3 separate regions of the Mus musculus genome follow, and regions 1 and 2 are each linked to region 3. Evidence: chromatin loops called from intact Hi-C (ENCODE). Cell type or tissue: gastrocnemius. All regions are shown on one strand. Each heading gives the region's core, and the rest is flanking DNA. Links, peaks and the distances in the headings are about the cores only. Region 1 has its middle 25 kb from the start of Rgcc. Region 2 overlaps Wbp4 (WW domain binding protein 4). Region 3 overlaps Vwa8 (von Willebrand factor A domain containing 8).

What was found. A loop is a pair of places that touch in the nucleus more often than their neighbours do. Peaks named below come from ENCODE experiments on the same cell type or tissue, not always from the same donor. Only the 100,000 strongest peaks of a DNase experiment are listed, where the experiment ranks them.
Region 1: a loop joins it to region 3, with 9 times the contacts of the local background. A loop is called at or near these places in 34 of 42 quality-filtered maps.
Region 2: a loop joins it to region 3, with 6 times the contacts of the local background. A loop is called at or near these places in 14 of 42 quality-filtered maps.

What each region holds. Positions count from the first base shown.
Region 1 is chr14:79,320,790-79,331,988 of GRCm38, forward strand. No RefSeq gene overlaps it. Among named protein-coding and RNA genes, the nearest start is that of Rgcc, 25 kb to the left of the region's middle. In gastrocnemius, for the core only: a CTCF peak has its summit at 6,430 (motif pointing left); DNase peaks (open chromatin) are centred at 3,521 and 6,437; H3K27ac peaks cover 795 bases.
Region 2 is chr14:79,464,653-79,472,652 of GRCm38, forward strand. Wbp4 (WW domain binding protein 4) reads right to left here. Exons shown (of 10, transcript NM_018765.3): 5 at 7,700-7,873; 6 at 6,035-6,081; 7 at 5,453-5,528; 8 at 2,621-2,811; 9 at 1,531-1,697. Among named protein-coding and RNA genes, the nearest start is that of Elf1, 13 kb to the right of the region's middle. In gastrocnemius, for the core only: a CTCF peak has its summit at 3,188 (motif pointing left); a DNase peak (open chromatin) is centred at 3,183.
Region 3 is chr14:79,119,814-79,131,012 of GRCm38, forward strand. The region is part of intron 37 of Vwa8 (von Willebrand factor A domain containing 8); the gene reads left to right. All of the region lies in intron 1 of Gm30970 (a long non-coding RNA gene), which reads right to left. Among named protein-coding and RNA genes, the nearest start is that of Gm30970, 9.8 kb to the right of the region's middle. In gastrocnemius, for the core only: a CTCF peak has its summit at 4,911 (motif pointing right); a DNase peak (open chromatin) is centred at 5,007; H3K27ac peaks cover 387 bases.

The DNA of each region.
Region 1 (11,199 bases), core at 1,808-9,807, 200 kb after region 3:
ACTTGGGAAACCAAGTTCTGCTCTCTCAGGCTTCTTAGTTTCATTAATAGAATTAGGGACACAAATAGAATCCACATCCATCCCCACCCCCAACCCCCTGAACACACAGAAGCCGGAGGACAGTTTTTAGAGTCTAGAAGGAGAACCCTAAGGCAGGCAAGCTACGGATCTCCTGGCTGCGTGGAAGGGAGGACAGAAGAAAAACAGCCAAGCTATTTGAGATAAAGTAGCCCGGAGGTGAGCCACCCTCCAGGAGGGGGATGCTTAGAAAAGGTGTTAGGAAGCCCAGAGCTTTGGTTAAGGAGTTTCGAAAGAATACTTAAGACCTGGTCCTACTGCAGAAAAGAAAAACAAATAGCTCTGTGTTCTATGTCGGCCATCAGACAGGGACAGATCCCTGAGCCTCCTGGCAACTTTGCTGGCTGTAGGGGCTACACTGTGGGCTTGGGGTGGGGGTGGGGGTGGGGGAGCGAGAGTCTGGACAGAAAAAGCACTCTGTCTAAGGTGAGCGGCCTTCTTATGGTCCCCTAGCCAGCCAGGTCCCTGGCCTGCCACAGTGCTGAATTAACCCTTAAGACAAGAGACAAGGGCCTGTCTCCACCTAGAGGTAGATTCTGCTCTCGACACCGCTAGGCCCAGGAACTAAAAGGTGCAATGGACTCTACGGGCTTAGAATGAAAAGCGTAGGAGGGATCCTATAATTATTTTAGAGAGCAGAGGAGTACACAATAAATAGTTTTTAAGGGCGAGGACTCCCCCACAGACACCCCAGGAAAGTTGGATCCCGTAACCCAGATTTTCAATATTTTTGTGTTTTTTGTTGTTGTTGTTGTTGTTTGTTTTGTTCTTTTGTTTCAGTTCTAGGGCTGGACCCCAGGGCTCACATGGGAGACCAGAGTGCCACACCTAAGCTGCACCACACACACACACACACACACACATCCCTGGTCTCACATATGTTTCTTTTATATAGAAACCTAATGCACTAAGTCTTATGCTGACTCCATTTTTTTTAAAATAGGATGTTTTTGAGGGAATAAACTGTGACCACCCCCAAAAGATACCGGTATTGACTCTTCAAGGGGCTCTGAGCAGAGTGATCATGGAAGATGTATGGCTAGCCTGCACTGTCTCTGTGTGGCAGGGTCAGCTTTGAGAGAAGCACCTCACACACTCCCTCATGACAGTGCCCTCTTTCCTTCCAGGCACTGGTCCGATGAGCATTTTGAATTTCTTTGGCACCCACTGGCATCTCTGCCTCATATTTCACAGGCTATATTCTGCACGTATATTTCTTAAAACAGATGGACTGGTCTAGGCCCACAGTGGACTGGCGTATTTGTGGCTATGAGTACCACAGCAGAGAATGTCCCAGGCATGGATGAGTACAGACTGTTTCCAAAGGTGCTGAAGGCTGCCCGAGGAGCCAGGCTCCAGTTCCCTTCTTGGTGTGCGGGGTATTTCTGTACTGTCTTCATGAAGCACATATACAGCTTTTACAGCTCCATTCCTCTTTCTTAAATCACTGTATTGGATAAACCTCACAGAAATCCCACTCATTTGATGCTCTCTCTCTCTCTCTCTCTCTCTCTCTCTCTCTCTCTGTGTGTGTGTGTGTGTGTGTGTGTGTATGTCACAGCATGCATGAGGTCCTCAGGGAATAATTTGCAAGGGTAAGTTCTCTACTTCAACTATGTGGGTTCCAAGGATCCAACTCAAGGCCACCACACTTGGTGACAAGCACCTTCACCTGCTGAGCCCTCTTGCTGGCCCCATCTTTAGGAAAACTTCAAGCCTGTAGAAGAAAGTCCACTCCATCGACATTTCCTCCCCATCCTTTCCGCATGCACACACACCCAGCTCTTAAAAGCCATCGGTTGACCCCATCTCTGTGAGTTGTCTCTCCTGGACATTTCCTAGCCTGGAGTTAGACAAGTTGGCACTTCTTTCCTTTGAGTCCCCAAGGTTCGTCCATTCTGGAGCGTGTGCCAGCACCTCAGCTTTTCAATGCCAGATAACATCTCCACTGTAGAGATGTGCACAACTTACTGAGCTGCTCAGCCGCTGTTGGGAAAATTACTTTTCTTTTTCTTTTGGTTGTTACAAGTAGTGCTGTTGTGAACAACTGTGTGGAGCTGGAATCTCATCTTTTTAGGAATGGAGTTGCTTAATGTGAGGTTTGAACAACAGTGGTCCCTGTGGGGGTTTGAATAGGAATGGTCACCCCAGAGGCTCATGTGTTTGAATGCTTGACCCATAAGAGTGGCACTACTGGGGCTGGAGAGATGGCTCAGTGGTTAAGAGCACTGACTGCTCTTCCGAAGCTTCTGAGTTCAAATCCCAACAACCACACGGTGGCTCACAAGCATCCATAGTGAGATCTGATGCCCTCTTCTTCACTGTGTCTGAAGACAGCTACAGTGTATTTACATATAATAAATAAAGAAATAAATCTTTTCTAAAAACGAGAAAGATTTTTTAAAAATGAGTGGCACTATTAGGAGGTGTGGCCTTGTTGGAGGAAGTGTGTCACTCTACGGGTGGGCTTTGAGGTCTCCTATGCTCAAGCTACACCTAGTGTGGTACACAGTCTCTCCTTGCTGCCTTCATTATAAAGATGCAGAACTCTCAGCTCCTTCTCCAGCAGCATGTCTGCTTGTATGCCACCAAGTTTCCATGTGTCACTGGGGGCCTTTGAGGTTTCAAAATCCCAGGCCATTTCCAGTTAGCATTCTTTTTGTTGTTGTTGTTTTTGGTTTTTGGTTTTTTGGTTTTTTCAAGACAGGGTTTGGAGTGTTTATACTAGAAAGCCAATAAATTCTCCTTATCAAACACAATTCTCCCTTATTAAAAATGTTCACAATTGGGGGCTGGAGAGATGGCTCAGGGGTTGACAGCACTGACTGCTCTCCCAGAGGTCCTGAGTTCAATTCCCAGCAACCACATGGTGGCTCACAACCATCTGTAGTGAGATCTGATGCCCTCTTCTGGTGTATCTGAAGACAGCTACAGTGTACTCGTACACATAAAATAAATAAATCTTTTAAAAATAAATGCGCACAATTGACTTTCAGCAAATATTACCCCATTCCTGTTGGTACTCCCCCTTAACATAAACAAGCATATCTTGGGAAGTGGCAGACCAAACCATCACATGACAGCTTGGGAGGAGTGGAAGCTGTGGCCTGCTGCCTTGGGACTTCATCCTTTTCTGCTCCAAGCCCCTATTCTGACCTCCCCCTTTCTATCTCCTCCCAACTCAGCCAGGTATAATCACATCTCCTCTACTCTTTTTTTTCCCCATCAACATTTCTAATTATATATTTAAGGGTGAATAATTATGAAACAGTTGCTGTGGACAGGAGATGGAGTGTGCATGCACCAACATACACACACACACACACACACACACACACACACACACACATGCTAGAGGCCACAGACTCTCTGAAATAAAATGGTTTAAGGAGCTGTTGTAGACACTAGCAAGAAAAGCGCTGCATCCTGGGACCCCCAAGCGCCAGCAGAAGGAGCAGCAGGCTTTCGGAGTGTTGGGCAGTGTCCACTGAACAAGAACTAAGCATTGTGATTTAATGAACAGTTGGAGAGGGAAGTTGTCTGTTCCGACCTAGTTTCCCCGTGGACATGGATGGAGCAGCGTATAAAGCCGGCAGACTTGGAGGGAAGGTGGCTAGGGCAGTAATGAAACTTTAACTTTAGGTTTTACCTTTCAAATCGCCAGAATACTATTCCCACCTTGCCAGCTGATCAACTTTCCTCACCTCTGCTCCCCTCCAGTCTCCAATGCTTGAAGCTCAACTCAAGACAGCTTGGAATTCTGCCCAAGGCTCTACAGCACAGTGTTTGTATTGAGCTCATTGCTAATCAGAACCCTCCCGCTGGACTTGGGCATTATGTACTGAAAAGGTAGGCTTTGTCTGTGATCTCAACACACTGGTGAGAAGTAGGAGATTCTGCATGAAGGAATAACTAACAGCAGGTCCCTTGTGCTTCGAACACTACAGAGGACCCATAGGGAGAGAAAACAGCAGACTAGAAAGTCAGTGTCTCTGGACCTTTGCTTCTACACAGGAGTCTGAGTTTTCTTTCTTTCTCTCTTTTGTTCATTCCTGAATTTGCAAATACTATATATATATATGTGTATATATATATATATATATATATATATACACATATATATATATATATGCAAGGCTCGAAGCCCTGGCTTACATTTTCCAAGTTGTATCCAGTTTCCATGAGCTTGTTTTGAGATTGTCTTTCTATGTCGCACTGGCAGTTGTGGAGCTCTTGATGTAGAACAGAGATCCTTCTGCCCCCTCCCCCACCCCCACCCCCCACCCCTTCCCCCGTGCTGGGATCAAAGGCATGCACCACTATGCTCGGCTAATGTTTGTAGTATAAGCCCAGGAGTCCCAATGTTTGGTATATACAGATTTACAAGTATCACACCTTCTTGATGGACTTCTCCTTTTATTAGTATAATATGGAAGAAATCAGAACATGGTTGGGGGCAGGCAGGCAAGAGAGATAAAGAACAACACAAAATAAAAATACGTACGTACAAAAATGTCACAGTGAAACCAGCCCATGCCTTTGTATGATAACCAAAAGAATAGAAGGCAACAAATAAATAGAATTCTCTGAAATACCTTTGAAAGAGCCAAATGGATGTTTCAACTCAACAAATGGATTTACATACCAGGCAGTGTTCTGTACATGGGATGAATGCATGACACAAAATTACTCCTAATTAAGTCAACTGCGAAATGTCGACAACAATTTTGGCCCTGGTGGTGTTTTCTGGTCCACAGCACCTACAAACCTTGAAACCTCCCAGATGATGCTTTGGAACCAAGTCCTAATGAGGTGACTGGTGACTGAGGATCTTGTAGAGCCTCAAATTGGGGCTGGTGTTAGAGAAAGCCAATGACAGGGTCAGACGGCTCGGGTTTTGACCCCAGACCATCCCATCTGCAAGGAGCCTAAATATAGGCTTGATTGCTCCTGGCCAATTTTCAGTCTACCATACCTAATGTATTCTCCATTACAGCCAGGCTGAGGGCCTTCTAGGTTCCCATAATCCTCTGGAAGTGTTAGCAGAGCGAAGCACCCAAACTCATGAAAGCGATGTCTCCACCCTCACCTCTTCCCATCTGACTGAACACCTGCATCCTTTCTAATATTCTATAAGAAACAAGTTAGTAGTCGGGTGTGGTGGCGCACGCCTTTAATCCCAGCACTCGGGAGGCAGAGGCAGGTGGATTTCTGAGTTCCAGGCCAGCCTGGTCTACAAAGTGAGTTCCAGGACAGCCAGGGCTATACAGAGAAACCCTGCCTCAAAAAAACAAAAAGAAAAGAAAAGAAAAGAAAAGAAAAGAAAAGAAAAGAAGAGAAGAGAAAAGAAAAGAAAAGAAAAGAAAAGAAAAGAAAAGAAAAGAAAAGAAAAGAAACAAGTTAGTGCATGCTTCCCTGAGCTCTAGGACCGTTCTAACAAATGATCCAACTGGAGGAGAGGACCACAAGGATTTCCAGCCAGTCAGTCAGAGGCACTGAATACCTAGACTTCAGCCGTCTTGTGGGACTGGAGCCCTTAACCTGTGGGAGCTGATGTTACTAAGTTCAGGCAGACACAGTCAGAATTGACATGAAGTATAAGACACCCAGCTAGTATCAGGGACCTGGTCTTTGTTAGGGGAAAAATACACAAATGTTTGTTGACAGAGTGTTCTGGGTTGAGTGTTAAGAAACAAACCAATCCGTCTTACCCTGTATGACTTATTCTGGGATGGTACCAGTGAGGTAACCAAAATGAGCCTTCCAGTTTGAAAACATGACAGAATCTTGTTTCCTAGAAAATATGCTGACAAGAAGTAGAAGCCCAGGAGGGTGGGACCCTGCCTGAGGCCAAGCCCTATTCCTCTCACCCTGAGATCAACACTGTCTTCCCACACAAAATGCTCACGCTGCCATTTAATGTCAGGTAAACAGACTTGTACTTAGTAAAAGCTTCGTGGAATTGTTCATCTCTACAGAGGGCAGCCACCAGCAACCTACTGGATCAGGAACCCACGCACCATCAAAGAGGAAAAGCATCCGTGGTAAACACCCGAGGTGATGAACCTGCTCCCAAAGAGCAAAGACAAAAACTAACTCAACCTGCCGCACAGACACACATGCTCGTTCTTTTTTTTTCTTTTTTGGTTTTTCCAGACAGGGTTTCTCTGTATAGCCCTGGCTGTCCTGGAACTCACTTTGTAGACCAGGCTGGCCTCAAACTTCTGCCTCTGCCTCCCAAGTGCTGGGATTAAAGGCATGCACCACCACCACCTGACTACACATGCTCATTCTTAAGAAATAAACAAATAAGGTAAATAATACTGAGTTGGAAAGCCTGCCCTCTAGTGGGAGAAATAACGAACTGACCGCCCAACTGCATCATTTCAGAAACCACGGTCCTGAACCAACGATGCATATAAACATAGATAGAAGTCAGGGAACAGCTATGAGCACTTTCTATGGGGTTTTCTGGGACCTGTTCTCAGGGGCTTTCTTGTTGGACAGACAGGACCTGGACCTCACACCAGGTCAGCCTGATACTACGAGATTACTGGGGATGACAGGCAAGAACGCAGTTCAAAGCTGAAAGGGATGGGTCTGGGTCAGACCCGGAGTTGAGACATTGTGTGGCCTTAAGAAAACTGTTACCTTTGAGTCGTGTCTAATGAGGATGACAATTATGGTAGATAAATACGCTGCAGCAAGGGTGCAAGCTAGAAAGGAGACAACTTCTAGGACACACAGCTATCTTGCAAGGTTTGAAAAAGGTGTCCCTTTTGGTGGAGGAACTGCAAATGATGCCCCTTTTGAGAAGAACTGCCTAATGTTAGCACTAGTCCCCAATGGCTATTTAATTTAGGTGAAGGGGCCAGCAAGATGGCTGTTGGGAAAAAAGTTTGATAATGAGTTCTATCTCCAGGGTCTATCGTGGAAGGAGAGAACTGACTCCTGCAAGCTACACACACACACACACACACACACACACACACACACACACAGAGTGAATAAATATTAAAAGGTCTTTATGTCAGGCTTGGTGGTGCAGGTCTTTCATGTCAACACTTGGAGGCAGAGGCAGGTGGATGTTAGTGAGCACAAGGCCAGCCTGGTCTACATGGAGAGTTCCAGGGCAGCCAGGGCTACACAGTCACAGTGTCTCAAACAGAAACCAAGCAAACAAAAAACCTTTGCATTTAAAGTTAAACATTGAAAAGCAGTTCTTCATACTCACTGGTCATATGTCAGTGGTCATCCACAGGTGGCCAGAGCTACCCAGATGCACAGAAAGGACTGTCCGACAGCTGTACTTTTGTTGTTGTTGTCTTTTGTATTGTATGCTTTTCCTCTTTGATGGTATTGGATTTATTTATTGCCTCCTTTCTTTCCTTCCTTCTTTCCTTCCTTCCTTCCTCTCTCCCTTCCTTCTTTCCTTTCATCCTTCCACCCATCCTGCTGTCCCCACCCCCACCCCCCCCACCCCCTCCACAACCCTTTAACCTTTAGCCTTTTCCCCTTCTCTGGCTTTCTTTAATGCAGCATTCCCCACTGTGTATCCTCCATTGGTCTATTAGCTACACTTCTATTTTCTCAAATACAAGACTCTTGAATAGTAGTTGCCTTGGAGTTTGCAACATAGCTTTACAACTGCTCTTAGTCCCCTTTCAACTATCACTTTACCAAAAATCCTAGATCACACAGGTGCCTTGGACCAGAGCCCCCAGCTCTTCCTATCCTTCACTCATCTCCACGACTCATCCCACGAGTCCCTAAATTACAATCACTCAACCTACGTTGTATTCTGTAAGCTCTACAAATCAAATAAGAAAGGAAAAGAGCAGCTTTGCCTTAGTTTATTCTGTCTCTAACACTCTGGACGTTTGTTTCTAACCACTCCAGTTTTTCTTCTCTCTTAAGAATGCTTAACAGTGAGCTGGGTGTGGTGGCGCACGCCTTTAATCCAGCACTCGGGAGGCAGAGGCAGGTGGATTTCTGAGTTCGAGGGCAGCCTGGTCTACAAAGTGAGTTCCAGGACAGCCAGGACTACACAGAGAAACCCTGTCTCGAAAAACCAAAACAACAAAAAAAGAATGCCTAACAGCTGTAGTAAGATAGACCTACTAAGGAGCAAGGCAGACTTGTTTGGTTAAACCTTGACCTCTCCACATCTGAAGGATACTTTTGCTGGACACAAAATTTTAGACTGTTTTCCCTCTCAGATCCTTTAGAATTCTATCTCACCCACTCTCTTTTCTGTTTGGTTCCTGGAAAGAACGTAGGTGCTGATTGCTATCTTTCTATAAGAAATGTGGGTTTTGTTTATGTAGGATTTTCTCTGTCTTTGACTTCCTATGGTGGGGATAACTTGATACACTTTGCAACAGGGAGCACATGAAAGTTAACTGGGGCGCATCATCTTGTCTTTTTAAACTAGTCACGTTTGGCATACCTTTTGGTGTGGATCTCTTTTTTCTGGTTCATCTTTAGCATGCTTCATCTATTTCTTTTACTTTTAACTTTAGCTTCCATTGTGCTTCTTATAAGCAATTAATATAATAAGAATCTCGAGTCTTCTGGTTGGTTAAACCATGAGTCTTAACCAGTAAACTACTAACAATTGTAATTAGTGTCACATCAGAATCTCTTTAGTCTTTAACTGAGTTGACTTCGGAACTTTTCTTCTTGGGTTGCCACAGGTTGTACAATCAAATTTGTCCTTCTCTATTTATTTTGTATTTTTTTCAATCTTTATAATTACTAATTTTCTTTAAAGAAAAAACCCTACACTCTGCATAAAGAATTACATGCAACTAAAGAATGCTGAAAGTCGGAGAAACAGTTTTCCTCCGGGAGGGGCACAGCAATTGGTTATCTGATACCAAATGGTACACACATAAGTAACATTCTACAGACCAAGAACATTGTATTTAAGATATAATATAGGTATGAGACAATGTGGTGACCTTCGCTGAGCCACCTAACAGTGGGGTTATGGAACCTGAAGACGTCACCTCCTATAGCCAAACAGCACCCCTCAGTAGAAGGATAAGGACACCGGCTCACCCACAAAACTTTTGACCCAAAATTTGTCCTGTCTAAAAGAAATAAAGGGGCAAACATGGAGCCAAGGCTGGAGGAATGGCCAACCAATAACCAGACCCATCTCATGGGCAAGCACTAATCCCTGACACTATTAATAATACTCTGTTACGCTTGCAGACAGGAGCTTAGCATAACTGTCCTCTGAGAGGCTCTACCCAGCAGCGGACTGAAACAAATGCAGATACCCACAGCCAAACATTGGACAGAGGTCAGGGACTCTTATGGAAGAGCTGAGGAAAGGACTGAAGGCCCTGAAGGGGGTAGGAACTCCCCAGCATCAACTAACCTGTTGGTCTTCCCTGTCAGTCATCTTAACCTGTTGGTAAATACTGAGAGCTCTCAGAGACTGACCCACCAACCAAAGAGCTATATGGGGTGGTCTGAGGCTCCCCACATTAATGTACCAATTAAATGCTGCTCAGTTTCCATGTGGGTTCCCCCAAAACTGGAGCTGGGCTGTCCGTAAAGCTGTTGTCTAACTGTGGAATCTGTTCCCCAACAGGGCTGCCCTGGCTAGCCTCAGTGGCTAAGCCTAATTTTGCAGAGCCTTGATGTGCCAGGGTTGGAGGGATACCCACGGGGCTCCACTCTCTCAGAGGAAAAGGGGATGGGATATAGGGAGAGACTTTGTGAGGGAAGACTGGAAGGGGACAGCATTTGGGATATAAATAAATAAATAATGTTTTAAAAAAGAATATAGGTATGTACATATACACATATACATATAACAACAGTTAATACCTTTGGCTATGGATTTGAAAGACAGCAAGAAGAGTTATATGGGAGGGTTTGGAAGAAAGAAATGGAAGAGGGAAATGATGTAATAATTTCAAAAAATAAGAATAACTAGATAAAACCTACAAAATAGAAGAAAAGCAATGGCACAATAAAAAAGAAAATATCTGCCAGTGGGTGATGCAGATACTATTAATAACTTTTATTTAGCTTTGTTTCTTTTACTTGAAACAAAATTCTTTATATCTATTTTCCTAACTATCAAAAATAATTTCAACCCACTTCAGTTAGGATGGAAGAAGAGGAAGAAATACAGCATTTACTCATTCAACAAGCATTTTCACACTACATATAGGGACGTACCAGGAGTGTAAAAATGAATGCTAGAGTTCACAGCCACAAAGATCTCACTGTGCTACACTGACTTACTTTATCGATGACATGCAATTAACATACAGCCCGATCCTCGACTGCTGTGACATAGGACTGTTGTGAAAATGTGCACAAAGGACTGGCCGCTGTACTAGCTGCACAAAAGATACCTGATGAATGCTGGGTATTATTTTTGTGACGGGTGGTAAAACAGTAAATAGATATAAAAACTGCATGTTACTAGAATACAACAGGCAATGTTTCTGGGAGGAGGAAATGCCTGCGGATGCACCGCAGACAGGAAGCGCGCGCGGGGGTAGGGGTGGGGCGGGGCGGGGGGTGGGGCGGGGAGCACAGCAGAAGGAAAGCATGCCCTGCGTAGAGATAAAGAGATTCTGACTGACAGTCTCCATCAGGAGAGTGGAGCTGGTACTTAGAACTGGCAAGGTGGCTCAGCAGGTACAAGCACTTGGTACACAAACCTGACAACATGACCTTGATCCCTGGAACCCACGGTGGGAGGAGAGAAACAGTACCCAAAAGTCCTCTGACTTCCACACAAGCACTGTGGCACGAGTGTGCCTGCTTTCTCCTCCCTCCCTCCCTGGCCCCCGAGTCTCTCTGCTTCTTTGTCTCGGTCCTTGTTTGTCTCTCACACACATAAATAAAAATCGTAAGGTATTAGTATTTATTCATCAGTTATGTGTTAGTCACTACATTCATGTACACACTCATGTACACACACACACACACACACACAGATCTGAGGTAGAAATTATAACTCCCATTTGACAGGATAACTAAGTCTTAGCAAGGCTAAGCAAATTATTCAGCACTGGGTGCTGCATGGGACAACTATGAGACCAGGAAAGGAAAGTGACGGGACAGGCCAACGATCTGAAAAACCCAAGC
Region 2 (8,000 bases), core at 1-8,000, 340 kb after region 3:
GTTTTGACAACTTTTTGAGATACGCATTTCATAGTGTATGCTTCTGAGGGAAATCCTGCCTCTGTCTCCTAAGTGCTTGTGTTATGGGCGCCATCCTTGGCCAAGAACTTTAATAATAAACAATTCATAATGGAAGTACATTAAAAGTATACATCTGGGCTGGAGAGATGGCTTAGCAGTTAAGAGCACTGACTGCTCTTCCAGAGGGCCTGAGTTCAATTCCCAGCAACCACATGGTAGCTCACAACCATCTGTAATGGGATCTGATGCCCTCTTCTGGTGTGTCTGAAGACAGCTACAGTGTATTCATATAAATAAAATAGATCTTTAAAAAGTATCCGTCCTACACTACCATTTCAAAGCATGGTTTTAAATAGTATCTACTTTATCCATATACCTTCCCTTCACCTTGAAGGTTCTCTTAAAGGTTAAAAAAAAAAAATCAAAACAATAAAGATACCCCAAAACACTAAAATGATTGCCTGATAGTGACATGTATTTACCTGGTAAAATAAATTCCTCTAAAAAGAAAACTTATTTGAGGAGTTAAGTCAGTAACATAAATCAGGTTGTGCTTAACTATTGATAACCTCTTCTGCTACTTTGAATATGAGCTTAAGAGCTTTGAAGTTTAGAGCCAGGTACAGTGGTACACCTGTTAATACTACCACCCTTGAGGTGGAACCAGATCAGGCTACACAAGACTCAAGAAAACCAAACCAAACCAAATCAACAAAAACAAAATTCACACCCACAATACACTCTGGGCAATAATATACACAGAACACTTTGAAGTATAGTCAGACACTTCAAGAGAATAAGGGTAAACACTTTTTCTTTTCCTTCAAATGCATTCTGTAGTTAAAGTGTCTTGCAGAATATTTGCTCCAAGCATTTGTTTTTCTGATAAAACTGCTGCTGAGTGTGTGACTGTGGTCACTAGAAATGTCATGCTTTGGACACAGAACAATCACTAAGTTGGCTTAAAGCAACCATTGTTTCATCTTTTAAAAGTAAAAATATTCTAGGAATGAAAAAAGCAAAATTAAAAATATTTTAAGAATGGGCGCTGGACAGATGGCTTAGTGGTTATGAAGACTATCTGCTCTTCCAGAGGTTTTAAGTTCAATTCCCAGGAACCACATGGTGGCTCACAACTATATATAATGGATCTGATGCCCTCTTCTGGTATACACCATATATGCACATAGAACATTCATACATAAATAAATAAAATTAAAAAAAATATATTCAGGGATAGAGAGATGGCTAAGATGTTAAGAGCACTGACTGCTCTTCCCCAGGTCCTGAGTTCAATTCCTAGCAACTACATGGTGGCTGACAACCATCTGTAATGGGATCCAATGCCTTCTTTTGGTGTATCTGAAGAGAGTGACAGTGTACTCATATAAATAAATCTTTAAAAAAATATCCTAAGAATGTAATAAAGACCAGAGCACACCTGAGACTTCTGACAGCAGTGTGCTGAAGTTCGTGGACACAGCAATGGGTGACACCTCATGTACTTACTGAGACTCAGCCTCCTGTTTAATTTCTTGCCATTCCCCATAAGGGTTTGTCGATTTCTTAAGAGTTTTGGGTTTTTCTTCATTTGTATTTGATGGATTCTGTTTTGGAGTACTTTTTTCTTTTTGTATTTCTGGGCCAATTCTTTTCTCAGTACTTTTATTTTTCTCCTGTAATGCAAAGGCCAATAAATAATACACTTCAAGCAAAGCTACAGTCAACCTCTAAAAATGTCTTAACTTCTTTAAAAAGTCTCATTAATAACACTGATAATCATTCACTTAATGTTAAGTTTTCACACTACACAATACATGTACATGGAAGAACTATGTCTGAAACTTTAATGCATTGTGCTTAATGACGCTTTTTAAAAAATGTGCCATCATGATACATAAAGACGATGGTGGCACATGCCTTTAAGCAAGTCCAGGACAGCCAGGATTACACAGAAAAACTGACGATGACTCCCTTTCGGGCCAGAAGCAGTCCCTACAGATGTCCTGGGGGAGATTCTCTCTTCACCGGGCTAAGAAAGCCTTTTCACCTACTTTTCCACCTTAGTGTGAACACCATACATGTACTGGGGTTTCAGCCTCTTTGCAAATTACACAGCCACCAGTAGCCTGACTGGAATTCCTTTTGTATTCTACAATGATTCCTAACTCATCCCTTATGCAGCCCAGGTCGGGCTGAACTTCGAATTTTCCCATCTTTGCTTATCCCGTGCCACATGCTCTGCAACATGCTTGTCTTGTTCCCTTTCCCTAGACAGGGTCTCACTGTGATGCCCTAGCTGGCCTCATTTCAAGATCTCCACTGGGTAGATGCCTAAATCCACTATGTCAAACCACACACATCCAATAATGGTAAGTTTAGTTTATAAGTCAGGTACAGTAAGAGATTAACTGCAGGAGTAAATGGCAAACTTCAACAATACACTGTAATGTAAGATTTCATCGTGTCATACACGTTAAAATCTATGAATCCTTTTTCTGGATTTTCTATTTCGTATTTTCAGATTGGAGCTGACCAGGAGTAACAGCAGCATGGAGTCAGCCTGCAAAGGTCTGTGGAAAGTCAAGTGAGACCCCACCTTAAACTTTATGATTAGCTTCTTGGTCTCTGTGGAGGCCTCTCCAGCTTTCTTCTGTTCCCCTTCGGAATCACTGTGAGAATCGGAGGACTTGGCGTCTTCTAGGGTGTCGGGCAACTTTCCACTGTCCTTACTAGAAAGCACATCCCCGCCATGTGGGATGAAATCTTCAGGCTTTTCCCATTTGGATTCTGCTCAACACATTTTAATAACTGCATTACTTATTTAGCAATACTTCTCAGCAATGTAACACTTTATCATCTACTACCACCAAATAATACAGCATTTTCATATCTATACTTTATTTTTTATTGTTCAGAAAATTTAGGAGAGTCTGCACTTACTAACTTACTAGTTATAAACTAACTCTAAATGGGAAAGAACTTGGAAAGGGGGTAAGAGTTTTAAAAATCCCCAGTTTATCTGAAAACAATTTCAAGAACCATAATGATAATGACTTTACAAATATTTCCAGAAACTTCTCACAGAGACTTCCTGGAGTTTTCCATCTGAATTTGCTACTTCACTAGAAATGGGATCTCAGCTGGCTGAGCTCCTCCGCCATCTAGTGGTCGCTGTGCTTGCAAAGGAACTACAATGTTTCTTCTCATCTCTATTTTTAGTTTAATAAAAGGGAGAAAAAAGATACAATTTGTTCCCAGTTAAGACAATTTTAAGAGTGAAGGAGACTAGGAGACCGAGGAGGGGGAATTTCTAAGTTCAAGGTCTGCCTGGTTTTCATGATTTAGAATCAGCCAGCTACAAAGTAAGACCCTGACTTAACAATCAAGAATAAAAATGGCTACTAATTACACTGATCAGGATTAAACTCCTCCCAACCCCAGAGAACATAGCTCTTAGGCTCTTTCTAAAAACCCAATACTTTACTTATATGGTACAGAAACACTGCTTTCACTGGGCAAATGGCTATTTCTTACTAAAAGACCGAATACAGGGTTTGGGCAGTAAGAATTTAAAAACACAGATTAAGGAAGATACCGAGCTGACAGCAGAAAGGAAAGCATGAAGACTGACAAGGGCAGATACCCAGTGGTACGTGGCAGAGAAACTTGAGGCCATTTTACTGAAGGAACTTAACTACCCAAATGGCAACCTTACTTCATTGTACACTGTCATAAATATCAAGAAGAACATGGTTAAGTTTTAATATCTTCTGTGCTCCCCAACCCTAGTACTGTCTTTTTTCCAGTCCTGTTGGATATGAACCTGAACATAAGATATATGGTAGGAGAAAAAAGACATTATTTAAAATAGTTGAAGTCTAGGTACAGGAAACATTGAAGACTAGCTGGGTATGGTGGCACAGCCCTGGAACTGCAGCCCTTGAGAGGCAGGCGCATCAAGACTTCAAGGTCCTACTCAGGAACTATTGAGTTGGAGGTCAGGTTGAGATGGTCTCAAAAGCCAGAAAAGGAACAGCAAAGACTTAACTGAGGAATTCTGTGATTTTTGTAAGAATTTATTTACTTTTATCTTTGTATGACAGGAGTTCCCTGACTCCAACTTCCTAGTGATAGGATTATAGGCATGTTTGATTACACCTGTTTTTGTTTTTGAGTATATGGTATATTCTTATAGGTGTATGTATATGTGTGGGTGTGTTTGCCTATGCATTTGTATGTAGAGGCCAGAGGACTACTTCTGGTACCTTCCCCTATCATTCTCCTCCCCTCCCCTCCTATCTATGTATGCTTCTTTCTCTTTCTTTTCTTTCCTTTCCCTACTCCCTTTCCGCTCTTTCTAGATAGGGTCTCTCACTGAACCTAAACTGGCTAGCCAACAAGCCCTAGGATATGGCCATCTCTGCTCACCCAGTGTTGGGGTTACAAGTGCTTGCTTCCACACCTTACCATGTGGAGGCTGGGAATTTGAACTCAGGTTCTCATGCTTGGACAGCACACACTGTACCCATCAAGTTAACCTCTGAGCCCCATACCATTTATGTAATGCTACATTTATGTTATGCTACATTTATGTTATGCTACATTTACCATTTATGTAATGCTACAGATTGAGCCCAAGACTGTGCGTGCTAGGCAAATGGTCTATCAGGTAAATGACATCTCTAACGCCAGCTTCGTTTTCTTTTTTTCTTTTTTTCTTTTTCCAGACAGGGTTTCTCTGTATAGCTCTGGCTGTCCTGGAACTCACTTTGTAGACCAGGCTGGCCTCGAACTCAGAAATAAGCCTGCCTCTGACTCCCGAGTGCTGGGATTAAAGGTGTGCACCATGGTGAGGGCCTCGGTGTAGTTCAATGAGAGCATACATGCTCGCCTGCATTAGGTCTCAAGTCTGATCCTCACCATGACAAAAGTTGAAGTAGGTGGTAACTATAGACACTCAGAGGGAAATTATTAAATCATAGATCCAGTAATTTTAGAATTGAAGACTCTCTTTAAAACTTGAATAACATTAAGTGACAGAGAGAGCTGGCTCAGCAGTTAATTTTTGCTGCTCTCAGAGAAGACCTGGGTTCAATTCTAGCACCCACATGGTGACTCATACCAACCATAACTTTAGTTCCAGGAAATCTAATCATTTCCTCTGGCTTCCTTAAGCACCAGGCTCACATGTGGTGACCAGAAATTCATGCAGGCAAAATAGCCAAACACATTAAAAAAAAAAATAAAAGGAACAACATAGATGCATAGTACAACATATTATATATAGAAAGGTTTTAAGTATCCCTTATAAAAGATAATATATACTTCCTATAGAAATACTTATTAAAGTTTTCAAGTTTAGATGTGTGTTAGTTCATATACAGTTTGGGTATATTTTTAAGTTAAAACAATCCGAGGTCACACTCACCTCCTGTTTCTGTATTATAATAATAGGTGTAGCCGTCTTCACTTAAGCCTTCTACCCAAACGGCCTTTGCTGCTGTCTAATGGGAAGGAAAAAACAATACACTGAAAATAATGACAATGGCTTCCTACTGAATAACTAAGGCAAATTTGGCTATGTTTCCTTCTCTACCTGGCCCTAGGAGTCCAGAGAGGAGATAAAGCTCATGGCAACAGTCTGGCTTCTGTTAGTCACTACCAACTTTCAAGCAGACTGTCTCGCCTCTCAAAGCCAGGAACTCTGTCCAGTGGGAAGACATGTGAACAACAAATGACTGCAAATCAGCTCATAATATTTACCCTCAATAGGGTTTGGTGCGTGCGTGTGTGTGCATGTGTGCAGAATTTGGAAATAAATTTGCTTAACAAAATTCTACAAAAAGCCACAGCAGCCAGACTGGGAGTTTGTTTAGCTTAGGGTAGAGTGCTGGCCATTCTCAAAAGCCCTCAGATCCAGCGCCACAAACCCCAGCCACCTAACCCCAAACTCCCCCACCCCTAGAAGCCAGTCACTTGGAAGAATAAAACAACATTATGCTACAGTTACCTTTTTCAAATTCCCTTGAAATCCTTCTGGCTTCTCCCATTGAGATGCTTAAAACAAAATACATTCATTATAAAATAATTATGCTCTTAAATAAAACAAGTCACCAAAATTTAATTAGGTAAAAGCCATAAGGGAGTCATTATATACAAAACACTACAACATAGTTTATAATTGAAAAATGAAAGAAACAACATCTATCCTTAGTGGTACTGCACCATGCCTGCCTACTGCTATGCATGCTCTCTGCCATGATGGTTACGGGCTTTTCATCTCTGGGGCCATGAGCCCCATTTAAATGCTTTCTTTGATGAGTTGCCTTGGTCATGTGTTTTGTCACAGCAATAGAAAAGTAACTAAGACATGTACTCACGTAAAAATATACTGCAAGTAAGCACAGTGACACAAGCTAAGTCAAATGTACTGCTATGAACTCGAAGCCAGTCAACCCCTGTCCAAGTCCTTAAAGCCATGCAGTTCCCCTCCCCCACCGAGGTGCTGCACTGGGAGGGAGAAGCAGGCAGAGCTCTCTGAGTTTCAGGCCAGCCTGTTCTACACAGCGAGACCCTAGCTTTTGAGGGCCGTTTATTTCTGTTTCACCTTTACATCTTCGAGTATTGTACCAGTATTAAGAACCGGTTGGTTCTTTATGTCTCGTTTCCCCGTGTGCAAATGGGTCAGCTTAGCATGTTTTAAAGGAAAGGGATGGCATTCTGCTGTCTTGAGTAAAGAGAGAGCGAGAGATGAAGAATGAAGAAATGAAAAAGAAGTTATCAAGGACAAGAACACACAAACTAGGACGGTGAAGAAAAGGAAGCACAAGACGACAGATAAGAAAAATAGCTCCAGACTGAAGCTGAAAAACAATGCAACAAAAACAAACTGTGCAGCCCAAGTGTCTGTTTCTGGTTGATTTAATGTTCAACCACAATATGCATTTCACTTAAGACTTAGTGCAGCCCCAGAAGTAATAATGTCTAACGGTGAGAAAACCTTTCCTATAGGTATTTCATTTCAAGACCCTTACAGATGTGAATAGTTTACTTTCAGGTAAAGTACTCTATTTTTGTATAGTTTCAATTTTTTTTTTTTTAATTGAGAAAACAGAAAGTTTATCTGTAAGCAACTTCTAAGATTAATCACGACACTGATTTGCAATAAGCAGGATATTCTTCAGGTTTTTTTTTCTTTTTGAGGCAGTCTTACCCTGCACTACAGGCTGGCCTAGATCTCACTATGCATTCTAGGCTAGTTTCTTACCTTGTCTCAGTCCTCCTGCCTCAGCTTTCTGAATGCTGGAATATAGGGTGTGCATCACCACAAAACACACACAATATTCTAAGCTTTGTGGTAAAAATGAAGTTACGGTTTCTCACTGCTTAACATATTCTTATATTAAATAGAAACCTCAACATAGCCGGGCGTGGTAGCGCACGCCTTTAATCCCAGCACTTGGGAGACAGAGACAGGCAGATTTCTGAGTTCAAGGCCAGCCTGGTCTACAAAGTGAGTTCCAGGACAGCCAGGGCTATACAGAGAAACCCTGTCTCGAACAAAAAACAAAAAACAAAAAACAAAAAAAAATCAAAACAAAAAAACCCAACAAACCTCAACATAAAAAATACTGTGTTTCTGGACTTTCTTGCAGTCTGTGCTTCAATAGCATACCTCCTGTGATGAGATCATAATAGTAGCAGTGGCCGTCGGCTGTCACGCCTTCCACCCATCCACCCTTTGAAGCTTCTTTCTTCTTCTTCTTCTTTTTCTTCTCTTTCTGTTGATTTGACGTAGGGGTGGGTTGGACAGTGCTGATGACTGGTGATACAGTTGGCTCTGAAATGTCTAGAAAAAAAAGATAAAGAGGGGCACCTGTGTCTTTTTAAATGTTCTATCAGTCAGAGACCTGGCAAAGCAGCCACCCTGTAATCCCAGCTCCTCGGAGGCTGAGGCAGGACAACTATGTGTTTGA
Region 3 (11,199 bases), core at 1,615-9,614:
AGGCAAGCTCTCTACCTCCGAGTTACTTCTCTAGTCAAGGCTTGGCTCTTTGATTAGATGTGTTTGAGTAAGCAGAGAACAATTTACGACAGCACTTTAAAGCCCACGGGTCCAGACATAGGTGTAAGAATTAGCATGGCATGCTCTCTTAACAAGAGGAAGAGCTCTGCCACAAATCCAGGTATGACCAGGAAAAGGAACCACAGGAGCCGAGAGCAGAGCCATAGCCAAGCACAAAGCCCAGAGGGCAAGTCCAGGTTCAAACCTGGTATCCCCAGGATGGCGTGGGATGTGCAGCAAAGCCAAGGTGAGGGTAAGCCTGGAGCTACAGGATGCACATGAGCTTAGCAACAGTGTGGGTGAGGTTCTGGGCCGTCTGTGCACTCAGAACATTTTTCAAAACAGTTTGAAGGAAATTCACCCTCCAGGCAGCCATTAGTTATCATTGAATGCTTTTAGACAAGGCTGATTCAAGTAAATGGTTCTCCTAACAAGTGGAGTCCAGGGCGAAAGAGACCAGAGTGCATAAAGGCTGGGTGAGGCTTTCTGATTCCTTGAGTGGGAGTTGCTATGGGTTACTAGAGGCTGGGTGGCCTTGGTATTGATCAGCATATGGGAACCAGCCTCTCCAGTGAACAGCCATGAGGCCCAGGTGATGACTCGGTGTGCTGGAGGAGGCTGGCTGGAGAGGGCAGGAACTGTAGGCAGTTGTAGGTTAGTGTCTGACAAAATGCCTGAACACCGAGGCAGTCTGGACACTGGAAAGGAAATGGCGTTCGAGTGTTTTGGTTTTTTATTTTTTTGGGTTTTTTTTCAGGGTTTCTCTGTATATCTCTGGCTGTCCTGGAACTCACTTTGTAGACCAGGCTGGACCTGAACTCAGAAATCCGCCTGCCCCTGCCTCCGGAGTGCTGGGATTGAAGGCGTGCGCCACCACGCCTGGCCATTCGAGTGTTTTGAATATGCTGTGTTCATGGTGGTGAGATTGCAGGGCTGATACTCCGGTAACAGTGTTCTGCTGCCGTTTGAAATTAAAGGTCAGAGCTTCAAGCTAGTGTGAGTTATGATCCTGACCAGGGACGTGCATTTAAAGCCATGGGGGTTGTTAGATGCAGGGAGAGAGGCACAGCAGAATGGTTGGGCAAGTGGGAAGCTACAGGTCTGAAAGTGCAGTGCGCTCGCTCAGTCAGCTGTCTTTCAGTGCAGCATCATAGGAACTTTGTTCTCTAGGGAGCTGTACTGGCTAGTTTTGCATCAGCTTGACACAGCTGGAGTTATCACAGAGAAAGGAGCTTCAGTTGGGGAGATGCCTCCATGAAATCCAGCTGTAAGACATTTTCTCAATTAGTGATCAAGGGGGAAAGGCCCCTTGTGGGTGGAACCATCTCTGGCCTGGTAGTCTTGGTTCTATAAGAGAGCAGGCTGATCAGGCCAGGAGAGGCAAGCCAGTAAAGAACATCCCTCCATGGCCTCTGCCTCAGCTTCTGCTCCCTGACCTGTTTGAGTACCAGTCCTGACTTCCTTTGGTGATGAACAGCAGCATGGAAGTGTACGCCGAACAAACCCTTTCCTTCCCAACTTGCTTCTTGGTCATGATGTTTGTGCAGGAATAGAAACCCTGACTAAGACAGGAGCCTATGTGCTAGCCGTTGCAAGACACTGTAACTGAGAAGATGTTTACAGGTTAAGTCAGTTAGTACATCTGTTGTTGGGGATACCCACTGTAAAGAAAACAAATAGTTTAACCCAGTAGCCCTCAAAATTTACTTTTATTAAAAAATATTTTATCAAGTAGACAATTCTAGAAGACCTCTTAGAATGAGCCCTTTATGCTGAACAAGCCCTTTATTGTAGTTATGGTTATGATACAGCTGTGTTGCACGCCACTTATGATTTGTAGGATAAATAAATAGGGTTGGGCCGCTGGTTAAAACAGTAATTCTCCTTATGCATTTGAAGAAAAAAAGCTATTATCTATGTGTTTGCAGGTTCATTGTGGAATCAAAAGTTGTGCAAGATGAAGGCACACATTTGTATCTTAGCAAAAACAAAAAAACCATACCAGGGTGTTGTAGCACACCTCTACTCCCAGGACTTAAGAGGTAGAAAGATGGTCTGGAATTCCAGGCCAGATTCAGCTACATAGTAAGTTTGAGGCTAGCCTGGGCTACATGAGATTATGTCTCAGAAGGAAAAAAAAAAAAGACAGAATGTAAGATGATGTTTAATAGGAACATTGATTTAGTTAACACTAACTTAAGCTATAAATGGTAATTTCCTGTCTCATAGAACCAGGAAATCCCAGAGTAAAAGTGTCCAGCTCATAGCTAGGAGTCAGCACGCATGAGAGCTGTTCTTCCTCAGGGCTAGCTCCTTTCTCACATACTCACCATCAAGTGGCACCACGGCTCTTATGAGGCTTTATCGTTGCCAGGATAAAATTTGCCAACTTTTTCTTTGCTGTTCTGAATACATTTGCATTTAGTGAGCTTCACCCAGTTTTTCTTTTTGATGCATAGTTGTATGTAGCCCAGGCTAGCCTCAAACTGGCTATCTATCCAAGAAAGACCTACTTGATCCTCTTATTTCTGTGTCCAAGTATTGGGATTACAGGCATATACCACCACATCTTGTTTCTGCTATACTGAGAATCAGACCCTTCATACATCTTACATATATATATATATATATATATATATATATATATATATACATATAAACCATACATACATACACATATGGCTTTATACATGCCAGACACTCTATCAGCTGATCACAGAATGAGCTACTTAAAGCTGAGTAATTCTCATTGCATTTTATTTTAGGAGTGAAGATTAAGCTGCTAAACTCAATACATTCTTCATTGCTGGTGTGGGTTGGGCAATGTTCCCATAAAGAACACTCTCCTATACCCCTCCTGGAAAATCTTATACTTACATAGGCCTTGTGTTAACCCAAAGGAAAAGCACTATGCTCGATTGAAAACCATCTCCTTAACCACACTGAATTCCTATTGATGAAAATGTACCACCAGAAACTGCGGTGTCCTGGCCTGGCTTGGAGGGGCCCATAGTGTGGAGGAACTGTCTCGTGGCTAACAGGATCTACTATTGCAATGGTTGTTCTTCCCCTATAGCTTCTGGATTGGTGGTGGGAGTAAGCTGGGTTTGTTGTAAAAGTATGACAGGAATTAGTTAACCATTCTGAAAATAGCTCACTTCTCGCCAATGCCCAACTCCACGACAGATGCCTGATGCTTGCATGCATGGATGATGTGTGGCAAATAGAAGTATATTTTAATATTTATTTATGTATGTGATTTTTTCCCTAAAACTCCAATAGAATGTCCTTTAAAAATAGATCTCGAATTTTCTCCTCCAAGTTTATCACTACATGTTCTGATCTTCTCTAAATGTGAGGGGAATCTGTTTGCACTGACATGCCTTGAATGAGAACGGGGCACGGGGTCACGTTATTAGGAGTCAAATTCTGTTTAGGATTTCTGCCCTTTGGGAATTTAACCGTTTTGATTTTGGTTTGCTTTGGTTTGTTTGTTTGTTTTTTTTTTTTTTTACCTTCATAAACACTGTGTTTATGAAGTCTTTTTAATTTCTCTCTGTGTTACATGTGATACCTGTGCCTATGTGTCTCTTTTTCATTAACTGCTTGAAAGTAAAATGTACATATCCTTTAGTTCTACATACCGGAGTATTTCCTCCCCAGGCACATGGCATGGCCTCCATCCAGACCTCAAGCTCAGGAATGTGAGATTGATACAGTGTAGAAGCCTTGTCCCCAGACCGTATTCAGCTCCAGTGCCCAGTGAGAACAGGAAGGAGTTGAAGAGCGGCCTCTTTGGTGTCTTTCTGTCTCATCAGTTCCTCATTTTGCTGGCTTTCATAACTGGTTCTCTGTGGTATTTTGAAGACCACAACCTGTTGTTTTGTAAAACATCCTTTGATTCGGGACCCAGAGTACGAATTTTTGGCAGGAAAGTCACTGACAACATGGCTCCGTTCAGTGTGCCCTATCCGGCACGGAGAACTGGTCCACCGATGGTGAGGTGGAGGTGTTCTCTCCGATGGGATTCACCTGGAGCGAGCGCTATTTCCCATTATGATTAGGATGGGTGTTTGTGGCGTGTGTTCCAAACCTGTCAATATTCATCCATTGTTTTGGCATTCTCTGCGTGTACGAATACAGTGATGGTTGCCAAGTGGTGATGTCTTACTCCACCACTCCTCCTGTCCACACTGGTTGGCATGCTAAGTTAGAAAGGCCCTCCCTCCCTCCTCTGTCTGTATGATGGCCCCTTGGCTGTTAGCCCCAGGTAACAGGTGTATGGCTACCCTTATTTGCCTTGCTGCTCTAGTTATCCCTGACTCTTAAGTCAGCATTTGAATACAAAGGGGGCATCTGTAAACTTACTTTCACTTAGCTGCAGGTTCGCCAGCTTCTCCATGGGGTATTCTCACACACCCCATTCCAGAGCTGTGTTCATGGAGTGCATCTTGATAAGGCAACATTCTGGAGAAGTTCCCCAAATAGGATTCTTATCCATACACAAACCAGTGAAATCCAGAGAATCACAGAATATTCTTTCATTTACAGCATTAGAAAAAAAGCCTAAGGAATTGGTGGTAATATGGCTACTACCACATATGTTGAACATTATTCTTAATTATAATAGTATTTCTTTTATGAACAGCACCACAAGAAAAACATCCATTCTCACCTTGATGTTTCTTGAAGAGACACTTGGAAATATTTTTGCCTCTAAGCATAGGCTAAAGCCTAAAATAATATAATAACCTTTAAAATGTCATTTTACCCTTATTTATCTTGTTATATTTAAGCACTAACTTCTAAATCACTCCCAATTTATACTTAACTAAAATTATTCTGCTGACCACAAGAGGGTGTCAGCGAGCTTAAAACAGAACTGCCTCAGCCTAGTCAATGTTAGAATTCCATCTCCTGAGCAGTTCCTGTCAGTTTAGTCTTGCAGAACTGTAGTTAAAAAGACAGACATGGGGAGGGGTCCAGTGATCCCTCTGTCCTTTCATCGGCATGACCGCATTGGGTGCCTCTCTTTGTCTGCTCTCACTAATATCCAGGCTCCTTGGTTACGTGATTAGGATGGGTGGCTGACCCTGGCTTGTCAGGGCACACCTAAGGACGGCAGCATTATGACAGTCACAGAGGGATAAAAAGAAAGGGTGTCTGTCACCCACAACAAATTGACTCCAGAAAGAGGGGAGAATGAGTGGTTCCAGCAGCTTCTGAAGTCATTTTACTCTGGTGACATTTTTCATAGCTGAACTACCATGTGCCTCTTGCCTCCTATTAAAACTCTACCCTCTGTCAAGGCCCCTCAAGGTAGACTTGGAGAAGTTGATAGATTTCCTTGTCTTCATCCCAGTATTGCCACATTGAATAATGCCTGTTTTCTGCTTTTACTATTAGTATGGCTTCTTTAGTTAGCTTATTGAGGACAATTGACCAAACCTGGCTTGTTGGGTACACAAGCCATGACCCTTAAGTGCAATAACGCTCGTCCTTTATAGCCGGGTCATTTTGAGCTGCTTAGCCCCTCCCTGGCCTGCTTCTTTCCCTCGGAAGCATGCTATCTTTTTTGTGGGAGGTGCATGTATGCACACATAGAGGCCAGAGGTCAAGGTGAGCAGCTCTTATTTAACCTGGAGCTCACTGATTCAGCTAGACAGCCAAGCCAGCAGCTCCAGAGACTATCCTGTGCTGGGATTACAGATGTGCACCAATCGCCCATGGGTTCTAGGGGACTGAACTTAGGCTTCATGGCAAGCACGTCACCAACCGAGCCATCATCCGAGCCCCTGAAGTGTGCAACCTCTGAATAAGCTGTCTCTGCTAATGTCACCCTCCCAAAAGAATGACAATTAAAAAACAGTCAGTTGGCTATCTGCACTAGAAGAGTTTTGACCCTCAAAGGAAAGTCTTGTATGAGAAGCATTGTATGAGGTGGCATAACCTGAAAGATGGGACACAGTGTGGGTCCTGTTGAAGCCACAGGTACAGAGAAATGTCCTCCAGCCTGTAATCCAGGAAGGAGGTCCTCGTTCCTGAACCGTTAGCACGTCTCCCTGAGGACTCATGCCACCTCTTAGGACTTAATTTCTTTTTCTATAAAATCGGGTATATTATAATCTTAGCAGGGATATACAAAGAACCCCTGTCTCAAAAAATCCAGAAACCAAAAACCAAAACGAAAAAGAAAAAGTAAGAAAGGAAGGAAGGAAGAGAGAGAGAGAAAGATCATGATAGCCACTACTTTCGGTATGTGCTTCTCTTTCCATTTTGAGGTTTAAGTAATTTGGCCACAGTTGCTGTGCTAGTGAAGAACAGAGCTGTAATTTCAGCCTGGTTCTCTCTGCTGTAGAAGCCTATGGGTCAGTCCCTTTCCTGTTGCTGTGGCAAAATGTCTGACAAGGGCTCATTTGTGCTCGAAGTTCAGCGGAATTCAGGTTAGTGGTAAGGAAGTCGCAGCAGCAAGAACATATGGCTGCCCCATTCTGTCCCCTGTAGGAGGGAGGGAGGGAAGGCTGCACTCAGCCAGCTTTCTCCTGAGACATCAGCCATGGGATGCCCACAGCTCACATTCAGGGCAGGTCTTCCCACTTCACATAACCAAATCTAGAAAGTCCCTCGCAGACACACCCAGAGGTTTGCCTCCTGGATCAGCGATTCTAGATCACTGGTTCTCAACCTGTGTGTCAGGACCCTCTTAGGGGTCACATATCAGATATCCTGCATATTATATATTTACATTACAATTCAGAACAGTAGCAAAATTACAGTTATGAAAAGGCAATGAGATAATTGTTTTCCATTGGTTGGGGGTCACTACACCATGAGGACCTGTATTAAATGGTCACAGCATTAGGACAGTTGAGAAGCACTGGTCTAGATCCTGTCAAGTTGATGGTGCTAGCTGTCTGCCTTGTTTTTATTCTCTCCACCATTTAGCTTCCCTAAGGCCTAAAGACTAAGTACGTAGAGGTGGTACTCTCAGAGAAGACTACAAAAGAGTTTGATCAAACGCACACAAATTGGTATTGGTGACACAGGTGTGACACAAGCCAGGAAGGTCTCAGGCCAACAAGGCATTGTGCATCTCAGAATCCAGACTTCTAAATGAAATCTCCTTCATTTGAAATTTAGGCAGCAACATCAGGGTTTCTAGTAGTTTTAAGGAGAATGGCAAAACTCTCCCTACTGACTTCTGTTTCCTCTTAGCAGGGTGGGCACACAGCAGGAGACAAAGCCAAGCTCTCCCCAAGCTTTGTCAAGCTGTTGAATTTGTTACCCCTCCCTACAGACTCTTAGCTTCTCCAGAAAAACCTTAAACATTTATTTGAAGAGTATGTAATCTGGGGAACTGGCAAAATATGTCCCTGGTTTTGTTGAGCTGACAAACATGTTTTGTCTTTTTTTTTGGTTTTGGTTTTGGTTTTGGTTTTTCAAAACAGGGTTTCTCTGTATAGCCCTGGCTGTCCTGGAACTCACTTTGTAGACAAGGCTGGCCTCGAACTCAGAGATCTGCCTGCCTCTGCTTTCTGAGTGCTGGGATTAAAGGCATGTGCCACCAAGCCCAGCACATGTTTTGTCTTATTTTGTTTTGTTTTTAAGCATTTCTAGCATTTGAAAAATCAAAAATTGTATCAAGTAACTCATGAAAATTAAATGAAGTTCAGATTTTGGTATCCACATAAAGTTTTATTGGAGCACAGCTATGTTCGCACGGTAGTACCTGTTCCTGCTTTGTGTTAGAAAGGCAATGCTGGGTAAGTTGCAACACGATCCACCAAGGATGAAGTGTGTGCCATCTGGCCTTTACAGAAAAAGGCGAGAACTCTGGTTTAGAATTCAAAATCAAAAAAGATGGGCAGTGACCACCCGCCTCCCAAGATAAGGTAAAAATAGAATTGTGTAAGTCTGAAAGGGGAGAAGAAAAGGAAAATTATTAGTTTTCCAAAAAGCTACCTCAGTATAAGATTCAAAATATTTTTTATTGTATTCATTGTGGGGGAAATCTGATCTGGGCCAGAATGGTGTTCTAGAATGTTCTGTATTTTATGAATGAAAAAGCAAGATTCTTTACTCCTAAGAAGAATGCTGACCACGAAGCCAGACCACTGTCCTCCCGACCTCAGACATGCACTGTGGGCTCCGTGCCTTCAGTCCACCCACTGCTGGGCCCCAGCCTTCATAGCTGAGGGCCGCTTTGTCTCCACATGGCTGGTGGGCCAGCAGCCTTCCCTGATCACACAGTGATCGTTCACTCTGATCTGTCTGGAAGGCAGGCCTCCCAACCCAAAGCTGGTGCCTGAAGACTGTGCCCCCAGTACTGCCTGAAGACTGTGCCCCCAGTACTGCCTGAAGACTGTGCCCCCAGTACTTCCTGTAAGCCCGCCCCCGGCTAGTGCTCGGTAGCTTCTGGGTACACAGTAGAACCAATGGACGTGTGTCTGAGGTTCTGTGAGGTCCCGTGAAGAACTGGAACCCTGGGTGCTTCCTAGAAGGATGAATCTTCCTTTTCTATGAGCTCACATCTCACTAGGGTGACAGAGAACTCTGAGCAGTTTCGTTGTTAGCCTTTTTCCTTCCTACTGCTAAGTTTGTGGCTCCTGAATGGACACCTGTGAGTCAGGTGCCGTAAGGTCTACAATTTGTCTGCCATGATCATTTTTACTTGTCTCTAATATGTGTGAACTCCAACTGACTGTGGAATGCCATCCTTCTAAGCAATGAAGCTCAATGTGAGCATATGACAGTTGGTATTTTCTTCTACCTTTAGAGATACCTTTAAAGTCTATGATTTCATAGGAGCCCAAACTCTGTACATTATAAAGGTAAAGGTTCATTTCAAAAGAAAAAAAAAAAAAAAGTGCCACAACCACCCAGCCAACAAGCCTGTAGAAATTATGCAATGAAATTTTTTAAATTGTTGTTAAATACCAACATACCCAAAACAACAATATTCAAACTATTCATAGATCTTCTCTATTCAAAATATTCACCAAGAAATACACAAAATAGTATTATCCCACAAGAAACACAGGTGGTGTAATTTCCTCTTTAGGTTGTTCAGTTTAATAACTGTCTTAGGGTTACTACTGCTGTGGTCAAACACCATGACCAAAAGCAACTTGAGGAGGAAAGGGGTTTTTTGTTTTGTTTTTTGTTTTTTGTTTTTATGGGTTTTTTTTTTTTTTTTTTTTTTTTTTTTGGCTTACATATCCTCATTACTGTTCTTCATGAAAGGAAGTCAGCATAGGAACTCAAACTGAGCAGGATCCTAGAGGCAGGGACCTTGGAGGGGTGTTGCTTACTGGCTTGCTCCCCATGGCTTGCTCAGCCTGCTTTCATATAGATCCCAAGACTACCAGCCCAGGTATGCCACCATCCACAATAGGCTGAGCCCCCCTCCCTTGATCACTATTTAAGAAAATGCCCTACAGCCAGATCTTACAGAGGCATTTTTTTTCCCATAGAGGTTCCCTCCTCTCAGATGACTGATTCTAGCTTCAGTCAAGCTGACATAAAACTAGCCATCACAGTAACCAGGGGCTGGCTATTCATTTGCTTTTATTATACAGATTGAGTTTCCCTTCTGAATGCTTTGACCGAAAGTGTTGCAAGTTTCAGGTTCTTTTAGACTTCTGGAATGTTTGTGTAGATGATGAGATTTCTTTGGGATAGTACTCAAATCTAAACATGAGATTCAGTTCCTAAAGTCAGCTTCATATGGTACTTTTAGCATACTGACCATGCCCATCATTTGATTCTGGGATGGAATTCTTTACTTGTAGCAGTAATTTGGCTCTCTCTCTACATTAGGGATGCTAAGGTTCCCAAGTACATAGAGAAAGGTTTACTTCGAGTGGCAGGATATCTGATCCTTGATTGAAAAGGGAAATTTGCAAAGTATAGAATTATCCTCCTCCAGTCTGATCTACTAAACTGCTCAATTCAGCCATCGTAACAAGTAGCATGAACATGCCATTCTTGATCAAAAATTGTGTGCTATGATTTCATGTTGGCAACATCACAGGTAGCCATCAGCCCACTTCTGTCTTGGGGGAGGGGGGAGGTTGCAAATTCTGAACATTTTGTAAAAGATAAAACATGGTATGTAAATATTTATGGCAAGCTTTATTCAGTTATAATATTTTAAGGTACAACCATGCTGTAATCTACTTCAGAACTTCAGCTTCTTCTGTTTCTGAGTACTCTATCATTGCATACGTACACCTCGGGACTATGAACGTTTGTATACTTGCTTTTGTATGGACACAGGCTTTTGGTTATATTGCACGTGCACCTGGGTGTGGAGTAGCTGGGTCATGAGAAAACTCCATGTGTAACTTTTGAAAGAAGTTCCAGACTGTCTTTCAAAACAGCTGTGTTAGTCTATATCCCTGCTGCGGTACATGCAGGTTCCTGTTTCGTCCCATTTTCATAGTGGTTTTTACTGTCTGTTTCCATTCCAGTGTCCATAGAGTACCATCTCATGGTTTTGACGTGCCCTTCCCAGTACCTAACAGTGTTGCACTTCTATCTGGTCGTCATGTGTCTGTTGACTGGCTGTGTATCTTTGAGGAAATAGCTATTCAAATCCTTTGCCCAGTTTCCATTGGGTTGTCTTTTTGCTGTTCCATTATCAAATTTTTATATAAAAGCTCCTATCTGGCTATGATTTGCAAATACATGTTCTCTTTCCGTGAATTGTATTTTCACCTTCCCATTGAAGCACAAAAATTTCTAACGGGAGCTGGGTGTGGTGGCGCATGCCTTGAATCCCAGCACTCGGGAGGCAGAGGCAGGCGGATTTCTGAGTTTGAGGCCAGCCTGCTCTACAGAGTGAGTTCCAGGACAGCCAGGGTTATACAGAGAAACCCTGTCTCAGAAAACCAAAAAAAAAAAAAAAAAATCTAATGGGATACAACCAGTGTTACTTGGTTTTCTATTGGTTGTTGTCCAGTTAGGGTTTCTATTGCTGCAACAGAAAACCATGACCAAAATGCAAGCTGGGGAGAAGAGGGTTTATTTGGCTCAGACTTCACTCTCTCTCACTGCAGGAAGTCAGAACAGGAACTCCAACAAGGCAGGAACCTGGAGGCAGGAACTGATACAGTGACCAAGGAAGGGTGATGCTTA